2 separate regions of the Homo sapiens genome follow, and region 2 is linked to region 1. Evidence: read pairs that join two places in POLR2A ChIA-PET (ENCODE). Cell type or tissue: Panc1. All regions are shown on one strand. Links, peaks and the distances in the headings refer to the core of each region. The heading gives the core; the rest is flanking DNA.

The links. Peaks named below come from ENCODE experiments on the same cell type or tissue, not always from the same donor. Only the 100,000 strongest peaks of a DNase experiment are listed, where the experiment ranks them.
Region 2: POLR2A ChIA-PET joins it to region 1 with 10 read pairs; 2 of 35 experiments call an interaction of 5 or more read pairs at or near these places.

What each region holds. Positions count from the first base shown.
Region 1 is chr2:202,144,602-202,149,979 of GRCh38, forward strand. All of the region lies in intron 13 of KIAA2012, which reads left to right. Among named protein-coding and RNA genes, the nearest start is that of KIAA2012-AS1, 30 kb to the left of the region's middle. RefSeq lists an enhancer at 4,502-5,355. In Panc1, for the core only: no CTCF peak of the experiment used is centred there; no DNase peak of the experiment used is centred there; H3K4me3 peaks cover 574 bases; H3K27ac peaks cover 678 bases.
Region 2 is chr2:202,008,669-202,014,046 of GRCh38, forward strand. No RefSeq gene overlaps it. Among named protein-coding and RNA genes, the nearest start is that of FZD7, 22 kb to the right of the region's middle. In Panc1, for the core only: no CTCF peak of the experiment used is centred there; no DNase peak of the experiment used is centred there.

The DNA of each region.
Region 1 (5,378 bases), core at 68-5,067:
TTTAAGCCGTACCCTACCCTGCCTTCTATAAGGCTGTTATCTGCCTTTGTATCCTTTGTGTCTGGCACAGTTCCTGGTACATGGGAGCCACTCAAAAATAAATCAACAGGCCGGGCACAGTGGCTCACACCTGTAATCCCAGCACTTTGGGAGGCCAAGGTGGGCGGATCACTTGAAACCAGAAGTTCGAAACTAGCCAGGGCAACAAAGTGAAACTAAACCTGTCATTAACATTAAGATCCATGTTCTGAATAGAAAAACCCTATCTCCTCTAAGTAGAATTCAGAGATTGCACTTGTTTTATTTTCAGTGATAATGAGATGGAAGTTCAACTGATATTTTCCCCACAACTCACACAATCTCTGGGCATTTCCTGCCATTGGTCATTATGATTTGGTTTTTCCTTCTCTGGAAAAGCTTTGGGTCATGTGCAGACTCGGGGATGTCACTAGGCATCCTTCTTGGAGATCTCTCTGAGGCTGACAAGTAAGATTGGTCTCCACACCAATGCCTAAGAGAATTCGCTTCTGCATTTCCCCATCAAGAGAAGTGCTCTTGACTCCCTACCCTGCCTTTGTTTCTTGTTTCTAAAGTCAGCTGTCTTTTCCAAGACACTGCCAACGTTCACCTATTTCCATGCCTGTGCTCACTCTCCCTTCTCTCTCTCCCCACCCCTCTGGTTTTGTAAATAGCTTTGGTTGTGGAACTTTATTCAAAGGCTTTTTGAAGATCTAAGCAAACTTCATCTTCTGGTTCAACCTTACCCACAGGATTACTTTGTCTGCCCCAAAACGCCCTAGACAATTTAAGGCTAATTTCCTGAGAGGGGTTTGTTTTTAATTACAAAAGGAAGGCTTTTATTTGCTGAGTTTTCACTGCAACTATCATTTATTCCAATAAGTCTGTATTAATCGATGTCTTGGCTGCTAGTGACACATAATATCTGCGTAGTTAATTTTTTTCCTTTTTTCTTTGTATTATGAAAAATTTCAAAGATATGTAAAAGGATAGTATGATGAACCTCCACATACCTATCACAAGCTTTAACAATTATCTCCCCATTCTCTTGAGAGGGTCTTTTTTTTTTTTTTTTTTTTTTTTGAGATGGAGTCTCACTCTGTTGCCCAGGCTGGAGTGCAGTGGTACAGTCTCGGCCCACTGCAACCTCTGCCTCCAGGATTCAAGCGATTCTCCTGCCTCAGCCTCCCAAGTAGCTGGGATTACAGGCGCCCGTCACCACACCCGGCTAATTTTTGTAGTTTTAGTAGAGTCGGGGTTTCGCCATGTTGACCAGGCTGGTCTTGAACTCCTGACCTCAGGTGATCCACCCACCTTGGCCTCCCAAAGTGCTGGGATTACAGGCTTGAGCCACCCGCCTGGCCAAGAGGGTCTTTTTAAATGGTAAAAACAGCCAATGTTTTTGAGTTTTACTATGCACAGGGTTTAGGATTATCTCATCCTTACAACATCCCCATGTAGTTGGTACAGTTATTATCCCTGTTTACAGATAAGGAAATAGATGTCAGGACTAATAGGGCCCCTTTCACACATGAACCGCACTTTAAAGAGGCCTAGTCATTTGGAAATCCAATAAAGCTGCATTTAAATCCCAACTTCTAGGCCAGGAGTGGTGGCTCACATCCATAATCCCAGCACTTTGGGAGACCAAGGCTGGAGGATTACTTGAGCTCAGGAGTTTGAGACCAGCCTGGGCAACAAAGTGAGACCCCATCTCTATAAAAAAGTAGCAGCCGGGTGCAGTGGCTCACGCCTGTAATCCCAGAACTTTGGGAGGCTGAGGTGGGTGGATTACGAGGTCAGGAGATGGAGACCATCCTGGCTAACAAAGTGAAACCCTGTCTCTACTAAAAATACAAAAAATTAGCCAGGTGTGGTAGTACTCACCTGTAGTCCCAGATACTCGGGAGCCTGAGGCAGAAGAATCTCTTGAACCCGGGAGGTGGAGGTTGCAGTAAGCTGAGATTGCGCCACTGCACTCCAGCCTGGGTGACAGAGCAAGACTCCATCTCAAAAAAAAAAAAAAAAAAAAAGCCAGGTGTGTTGGTGCATATCTGTAGTCCCAGCTACTCAGGAGGCTGAGGCAGGAGGATTGCTTGAGCCTGGGAGGTCAAGGCTGCAGTGAGCCATGGTCATACGACCGCACTCCAGTCTGAGTGACAGAGCAAGACTCTGTCTCAAAAATGAATAAAATAAAATAAATCCCAACTTCTTCCTTATAGGCTATGTGGCTTTAGGCAGGCTATTTAACCTCTCTGAGGCACAGTTTCCTCATAGGGTAATAATATTTCCCTCATGGGGTCATGATGAGGATGAGATGAAACATATTGAAAGGGATTCACACAATGCTTGGCAGTAGGCAGCCCCCAATACGTTATAATCATTACTGTTGTACTCCCCTGTCCCTTTCCTTGAAAGCCATTATAAAACAGAACTTGGAGCTTGTATACAATCTAAAGGTTTAGACATGGAAAAGGAGAAGCTTGAAAAGCAGGAATAATTTAAAGGAGGACAATGAGTCAATCTACCAATTGTTCCTCCCTTTCCCATCCCCAACCCCCAATTCAAGCATCCCTCTCTCTGCCTCCCAAATATCCTCCATGCCTTCTGGAGTGTTCACTGTGTTTCACTGTTTAAAATTCTAACCATTAGAGATTATTTTGGGTTCCTCATACCTCTTTGTGAAAGTTTCTTAATTGCTTTCGCCATATACCTAAGGGCGCACAGCTGAAGGTCTAGGGGCAGAGGGGAGGCAGGGAATTTGGGGGCCAGGAGCACTGTGTCAGCAGGGCACCACGGCCCACAGCACAGGGCTGCAGAGGAAAATGTAGAGGTCGGAGGACAGAAGAGCCCAGTGGAGGGGAAGGGGTCAGGAAAGTGTGGAGGGCCAGGAAAGTAAAAGAAAGGACATTTTTCTTTCTCTTCTTCCAGCCTTCTGCTGTCACGCATGACCAGGACTACTTCAACTCCATAGTCCGGCTGAATTTGGGTTAAACTTTTATGGGCGAGTCTGGGAATCAAAACACCATTTTTTTTTCCTAGTAAAAATCGACTGATTTAAAAATGACCTTTTCACAGTGGAATCAGTTTGCAAGTTGAGATTCCCTGTCTGTCGGTTGTCAGATTGCAAAAGTCCCACCAGACCCAACAAAACAAGGAAGTCACACAGTTTTGAGTTCAAGTTGTGAGTTAGAAGGAGCTGGGGAGTTGTTCAGATTTCCCACCTTTCACCCCTCGACGTCCCATCTCCCAGTCTAAAATAGAATGTGTCATCTCTCAAACACAGGCACAGTTCCGGCCTGAATACAGCTAGCCACCCCCTCACAGAAAAAGCTGGCTTCTACCTCCCTTGGGGCAGAAGAGATCACTGTTTTGGCTTGAAATTTTTCTCCTCCAGCTCCTGCTGAGCCAGATAAACAGTGATTCTGTTGTATCAACAAAGCACGTAATAATGTTGAAGACAATAGCAATTAGAACTCACAGCTAAGATTTACTTATAGTAGAAGCTCTGGAATGAAAGTGTCCAGAGTTTCATTCAGAATTTCCTGGAAGAGAACAATGAGCTTAGCCCCATTTTCTAGGTAGGGAAGCTGAGGCACAGAATGACTTAGCCAAAGTCACGAAATGAGCCCCTCACAGGAGCAAAGATTGGAGGTTGCCATGTTTCTCTTCCGAGGCTCATGTTTGCTAGCTGTTCGGCTAATTTGCTAAACACTCAGGAGGATGTCAAATCTCCTTCTATAAAGTTGAGGACATTAAAAAATAGATGAAGACCAAAATTCCTGACAGGCGGAGAACAAGAAAGCTCTTGTTTGGCTACCAAACTAACTGTCTCCACCGTGCCTACTTGTGGAGCCCTCGCAAAACGGCCCACTCAGCCCATTTCACCAGCACCAAATTCCCTGCAGAATGTAAAAAGTGGGCCCAGACCTCACGTGGCCAAGAAGAGCAGGATGACCCCAGGTGACAGGTGCTAGACTGCTGGGCACATTTGTGTGGGTGGAAGCCCGCTGTGGCTCGGGGGTTCTGCTGCTCCTCAGAAAGAGGCTATGCGGCCAGGCTGGGTTGCTGAGCTGAGATCCCAGGCGTCCATCTGACCTCCTGCACACTGGAGGCCTCCTCCCTTCCAGCCAGGGAAACCTAGACAGAGACAGAACCTCAAAGTGAGGACTTTGGGGGTGGCCAGGGTGGTCGGCCTTGCCACAGACAGAGTGCCCTCCAAGTCAGCCTGAGGTTGACAATGTATACAACGCCCGGCCCATTCGGATCCCCTTCCTAGGCAGTCCCATCTCAGGGAGCCCACGGAGTCCCAGGTACGCTCAGCCCCACGTCTGGCCCCATTCCCACTGCCCGCTTTTAGGTCCGCAGGCTGCCATGGGCAAGGAACAACAGGGCCCGGGAAGGCCAAACACGGGGAAAGTTGCCAGGCCCTTTGCTCCTGCAGGAAGGGCCCCTTCCAGGATTTAGTTCCCCTACCCTAGCAGGGGGCGGGAGGACAGGGAAGCTCAGAATCCCAGCCCTCCTTCTCCCCTACCCCCAGTGACTAAATCTCTCAGATCTCTGTGTGCCCCTGGGACTCAGAGCCAACCAAGGGGAGTCAAAGGACAGACTATCAGCCAACGAGGGGAGCCTGGGGGTCAGAGGAGGGACTGACTCTTCCTTTTGTTTACTCACAGGAGGCGACAAATGCCCTTTGTGCACAGAGGTTTGATGTGGCAACTTGAGAGACCACCTAAGGGTTTCAGCAAAGGCTCCCCCGACCCGCTCTTCAAACGTTAAGATAATGGCGGGGTGTGTGCCCCAGCACATTTCAGATCTTGGTTACAAAGGCCCTCCTCCTTTCTGTTTTCTTCCTCCAGCTCAGCTTGCCCGCAGGTTCCCGGAGCCTCTTGGCAGCCTGTTCTCCGGCAGAATGAAGTTGTGAGCTGCGTGGGAGGGAGTTAGACAGTGAGAGTGTTGCAGCCTCCTTAATGAGAGACAATCGCTCTTCTTGGAGCCATTAAACCGCAGCTACAAAGATGGGGAACCCCAATTAGAAAGGAGTGGGAGAAGTAATGAGGAGGGCCGGAGGGACACCTACAGGACAGATCCTTATCTCTGGTGGCTCTGTGGGACCCAGGGTGGAGACACAGCCACTTGGGTTTAGAATTTCATCTCCTTCTTAAGGTTAGACTTCCCAAAGTCTGTTTGGAGAGCCAACCCATGGTAGTGACCATTTAAAATATAACAGTTGAAAGGAGGAGGAAAAATTACTGGGGAGAAGGATTTCTCCCTGGGTCTGTAGCTCAGATATTATAATCCAAGAGTAAGAAAGGAAACAGTAAGATGCGTCTGTAATTTTAATGGATGTTCTCTTTAAG
Region 2 (5,378 bases), core at 148-5,147, 140 kb before region 1:
TGTCCTTTCTAAGCCTATATTTTCAGCTTTTCCTTTATTTCTGTGATCTACCCGCATATCTTCATGATAAATGTATTTTTGCTTAAATTAATTAGAATTGGCTTCTGCTGCTTGCAATCGAAGTATTCTAACTGCTACACACACCTTCAGAAAAAGTCCAGGTTGTTAAAATGGAAAACCAAAATAGAAAAATAGGAATTTATTTTTCCTAGCTTTCTCCTGTCGAGAAGGAGAGAGATGAATAGAGACAATTGCACTCACTGGTTTGCTTTGTGAGGTCATAATTTTTCATTATTTGCCAGAAGAAATAAGATACACATTGAGATGGAGAAGTCGTCTAATGTGAACACTGCAGAGTTTACAGCTCAGTGTCCTGTTAGAATGTCTGAAATTCTCTCGCTCTGAAATATGTCCTTTCCATGTCCCCAGACCAGGCTTTGCTGACAGCAGCTGGGCATGTTTTCAGTACTTCTCAGCTCAAGTCATCATCTAATGCAGAGACAGGCTTCATTTCATTGATGGAAACTGTAAAGCTGACTCCTTACTGAAGATCTCTCTTCTGTGTGTCTGATGCCAGACAAGGCCCTGGGGGAAATGCAGAGGAACAGGACCCTGTTTCTGCCCTTGAGAAATTCACAGTTTAGTGGAGCAGCCGGGCACCGACGCTCCTCACATGGTAGCTGCTCCTGAACGGAGGCCATGGTTGCTAGGCAGCTGGTTCAGAACAGTTATTCAAGTCAGGAAGTCAAGTCCTGCTTTTAGCTCTGCCCCTTGACATGTGAGATAAGTCACTTGTCTGAGGATCTTCTGCCTACAGTGTAATACATATAATTAGAGAATTACTTAACATCTCCCTATAATGAGCTGCAGTTGCATAAGCCTGGATATATTTTAATGATTCCAATTAAAAGGGAATACAATCTTGTTCCCAGGTCTTCCTGAGTAAAATCCAAGCACCCGTTCCCACCAGTCTTATAGATCATTACTATATTTCTTTGGTGTCTTCCAAAATGGCATGACTAAATTCAGTAAGTTTATTGAGAGAATGAGCAAATGACTCAAGAGTCAGTATTGGCTCCTCGTGCTACAACGTCTAGCACTTAAACAACTGTGCCCTTCACGGTCATGGACATCTGTCCTTTTGGCCTGCTCAGCTTCCATCCCCTCTTTTTCTAGTAACAGCTCCTCATTTGGCTTTGGGGAACTATCGCTTCCTGTTGGATACAATCGTAGTGGTTCTTTTAACCAAATCTAAGCCAGGCTAGAAACACAACACCGGAATTTCAGTCTTGAATGTTCTTGAGAATGGTCAGAGGTCAACGGAGACTGCAGTACCCTGAAGAGAGTATCCATTGGTTCCTGCGGCCTGAACCCTGGGCTTTGCTCTGGCTCCTGTCCTTTCTGAGCCTATATTTTCTGCTTTTCCTTTATTTCTGTGACCTACCCGCATATCTTCACAATAAATGTCTTTTTGCTTAAATTAATTAGAATTGGCTTCTGTTGCTTGCAATCGAAGTATTCTAACTGCGACACACACCTTCAGAAAAAGTCCAGGTTGTTAAAATGGAAAACCAAAATAGAAAAATAGGAATTTTGAAGCTAAAAGAAGCTTTTGAAATCTAGTTAAACTCTTTCATTTCCCATAAAATCTGACCCAGAGAAGTGACGTGACTTGATGAATATCCTACTATTGGTTGGTAAAAGCCAAGCCTAGAACCCAGGAGACCTAGAACCCAGGAGCCCTTCCACTTTTCTACCCTATTTCCTGTCCTCAGATCTTCTCTTCTAAGGTTATTGCCTATGACTACTTTCATGCTACTACAGTAGAGTTGAGTAGCTGTGACAGATGACATATAGTCTCCCACGCCTAAAATATTTACAATCAGGCCCCTTATAGGAAAAGGTTGCCAACACCTGCCATACACCATACATAAATGAATGTATGACTGTGTTCCAATATAACTTTATTTATAGACACTGAAATGTTAATTTCATATAATTTTCAAGTTTCTCCAAATATTCTTTTGATTTTTTTAAACACTTAAAAATGCGAAACCCATTCTTCGTTCACAGACTGTACAAAAACAGGAAGCAGGCTGGATTTGACCTACAGAATGATGGGATCCTACATGCATCCCTGGTTTTAGCCAGTTTGAGTTAGGGTTTCTGCTACGTGCAATGAAATATGACCTAAATGATAAAATAAAGTCATCCATACATTTATTGCTCATCTATTATGCGTGAGGCACACAATGAGGAATAAGACACAATTCCTTCTCCTAAGGACTCAGTAATCTAGTTAGGAACTCAAGGGCTTCCACAATAGTAGTCACCTTTATTAAGCACTTATAACAATGTGCTGATTGCCTTCCCCTTCAGATGAGTTATCTCATTTAGTCTTAATGATGCCATGAAATGGCTTATTGCTGTGTCATAGACTAGGAAAGTGAGGCTCAGAGAGATCAAGTACCTGGCACAAGGTTACACAGCTTACAAGTAGTAGAGCAGAGTTGAACCCAGGTTGTGTGACTCTGAAGCCTGGAGACCCAAATGCTGTGCTAAATGAACCCGCCATACACTGTGATTCCCACTGTCTGCCATCTGCCTGCTCCTACCCAGTCCTCCACAGACCAGAGGACTTCCTGCTGAAATGCTGCGCATCCCTCTGTCCCAGGTGTTTGAACATCCCAACCACCAACTTTTGAAACTCCTCTTCCTTCTTCTGAGCACTCACAGCACCTGATGTCTAGTTACTCTTCTTGAGCATATAGAGTTTTGATTGCCATTTAACTTTTTCTCTCTCCCCAAGCTATACTACAGTGTCAAGGGCGGGAATGTTCCTCTGCCTCTTTGGTAACCCTTAGGGACAAATACTCAGTCAACTCAAAGTTGAAACAAACTATCAAAAGAATGAGATGAAAGGAGAGATCAGGCAGCTAAAGAAACAATTAAGGACCAAGAAATCATCACCTTCTGTAAGTCAGAAAAAACTAAAGGCACAAAAAGCACCAGCCCCCAAAATGAAAGGAACACATCAGGAAAATACTTGAGGTAATACAAGTTAAAACAGAGGGGGAAAGCAATAATTAAAGCAACTATTAAGAAATGAATAGAAATAGAGGGTAAATTGATATCCATCACTGAAACAGAAGCCTCCTATCCTAAAAAATAGAACTGAAAAAATATTTGAGAACATAATACAGAAAAACTTTTCCAAGCTCAAAGAACACTTGAGTCTTCAGATTTAAAAGGCCCACTCAGCTGGGCACAATGGCACACACCTATAATCCAGCTACCTGGAAAGCTGAGGCCAGAGGGTTGTTTGAGCCCAGGAGTTCAAGACCAGTCTGGGCAACATAGCAAGACCCCATCTCAAAAAATGAACAAAATAAAATAAAATAATAGGGCCCATTCTATGCCAGACAAGGTCTAGATACTTAGAAAAGAAAAGAAAGAGAGAGAAAGAAAGAAAGAATGAAAGAAAGAATGAAAGAAAGAAAGAAAGAAAGAAAGAAAGAAAGAAAGAAAGAAAGAGAAAAGAAAAAGAGAGGGAGGGAGGGAGGAAGGAAGGACAGACAGACGGATGGACAGAAGGAAGAAAGGAAGGAAGGAAGGACCCATTCTAAACTAGGGAAATATGATATAGATCGATCAACAAGAATTCTTGGCCAGGTGCAGTGTCTCACGCCCGTAATCCCAACACTTTGGGAGGCTGAGGCAGGTGGGTCACTTGAGGTCAGGAGTTTGAGACCAGCTCTCAAACTTTAGTAAAGACAGATGGTGAAAATCTGTCTTTACTAAAAATAAAAATAAAAAAATTAGCCAGGTGTAGTGAAGTGCACCTCAGCTACTAGAGAGGCTGAGGCAGGAGAATCGCCTGAACCTGGGAGGTGGAGGCTGCAGTGAGCCGAGATCATGCCACTGCACTCCAGCCTGGGTGACAGAGCAAGACTCCATCTCAAAAACAAAAAACAAAACAAAAAAAAAAAACCTAGGATCTGACAAGGGGAAAACTACAAGCCTGGCATCATCCTTCCAAATAGCAACATTTAATGCCAGAAGGCAATAGAAAAATGCCTACAAGGTTTTGAGGAAAAGAAAAGGCAACTCAAGAACATTACACTCAGCAAGATGTCACTCACATACATAGTGACATAACAGTCAAACATTCTCAAATATGAAAGAATTTGGGGAATATAACACCACTAAGTCCTTCTGCAGGGGCAAAAAATAGGAGAAAAAAGCCTACTCGACAGTGAAATACAACCAGTCAAAAAAATTGACCAAATTAGAGAACTAGTAATGTGAAACTCTTGATAAAAGGACTAGCAGTAAACACTGAATTCAATTAAATATAGAAAGAGGACTAGACCTCTGGAGAAATAAATAGATGCAAATCAGAATGTAGATGCTATAAAGTCAAACAAATTAAAAATTATAGAAGCATCAAAAATTGGGAGTGGGGAAGAAGCATGAGAGCACTAAATCATCTTATTACCTGGCAGGAAGCCAATCAAAACCACCCACCCAACCTTTCAATTAATTTTCATCACCCATTATATTTTTCTAATCTTGGGATGATCTTCTAGAAACTAACATGTCTTGTCATTCAGGAACTAATCTTTGAAGTTTATTAATTTCACCTGAGTTCCTTTTTACTGTTAAGTTCAGGTAAAACCAAGCCTAATGTTTTTAATTATTTTAAAAGCATGCATAATATAATCATGTTACAATAAAATTATTTGTGACCTCTCTTGCTTTCTGATTATTTTTCAATGGTAATTGTAACAATAGCTAATTCTTTTTACGTGCTCACTACGTGTCAACACTATCTTAAGAACTTTACATGTATCTACAAATTTAATCCTCATAAACTCACTCTATTGCCCAGGCTGGAGTGCAGTGGCGTGATCATGGCTCACTGCAGCCTCCACCTCCTGGGCTCAAGTGATCCTCCCACCTCAACCTCCCAGATATCTGGGACTACAGGTGCACGCCACCACACCCAGTTAATTTTTTAAAAATATTTTTTTGTAGAGATGAGGTTTTGCCATGTTGTCCAGGCTGAACTCCTGGGCTCAAGCGATCCACTCACCTCAGCCTCCCAAAGTGCTGCTATTACAGGCATGAGGACCGCTGGCCCCCCACATAAAATTTTTAAGGAGTAGATATCATCACCCCCATTTTACAGGTAAGGAAACTGAGGAATGGAGATGTTTCCTATGGGTTACACAGATAGTACATGGGAGAGCTAAGAGTCAAACCCAGGGATTCAGACTCCAGGGTCTTTGCTGTCTTTGCTCTCAACCATCACCCTATATTGCTTCTCCACAAGTGGATAGGTAGGACATTTGTTGCTTTCTTTGTACTTGAAATTT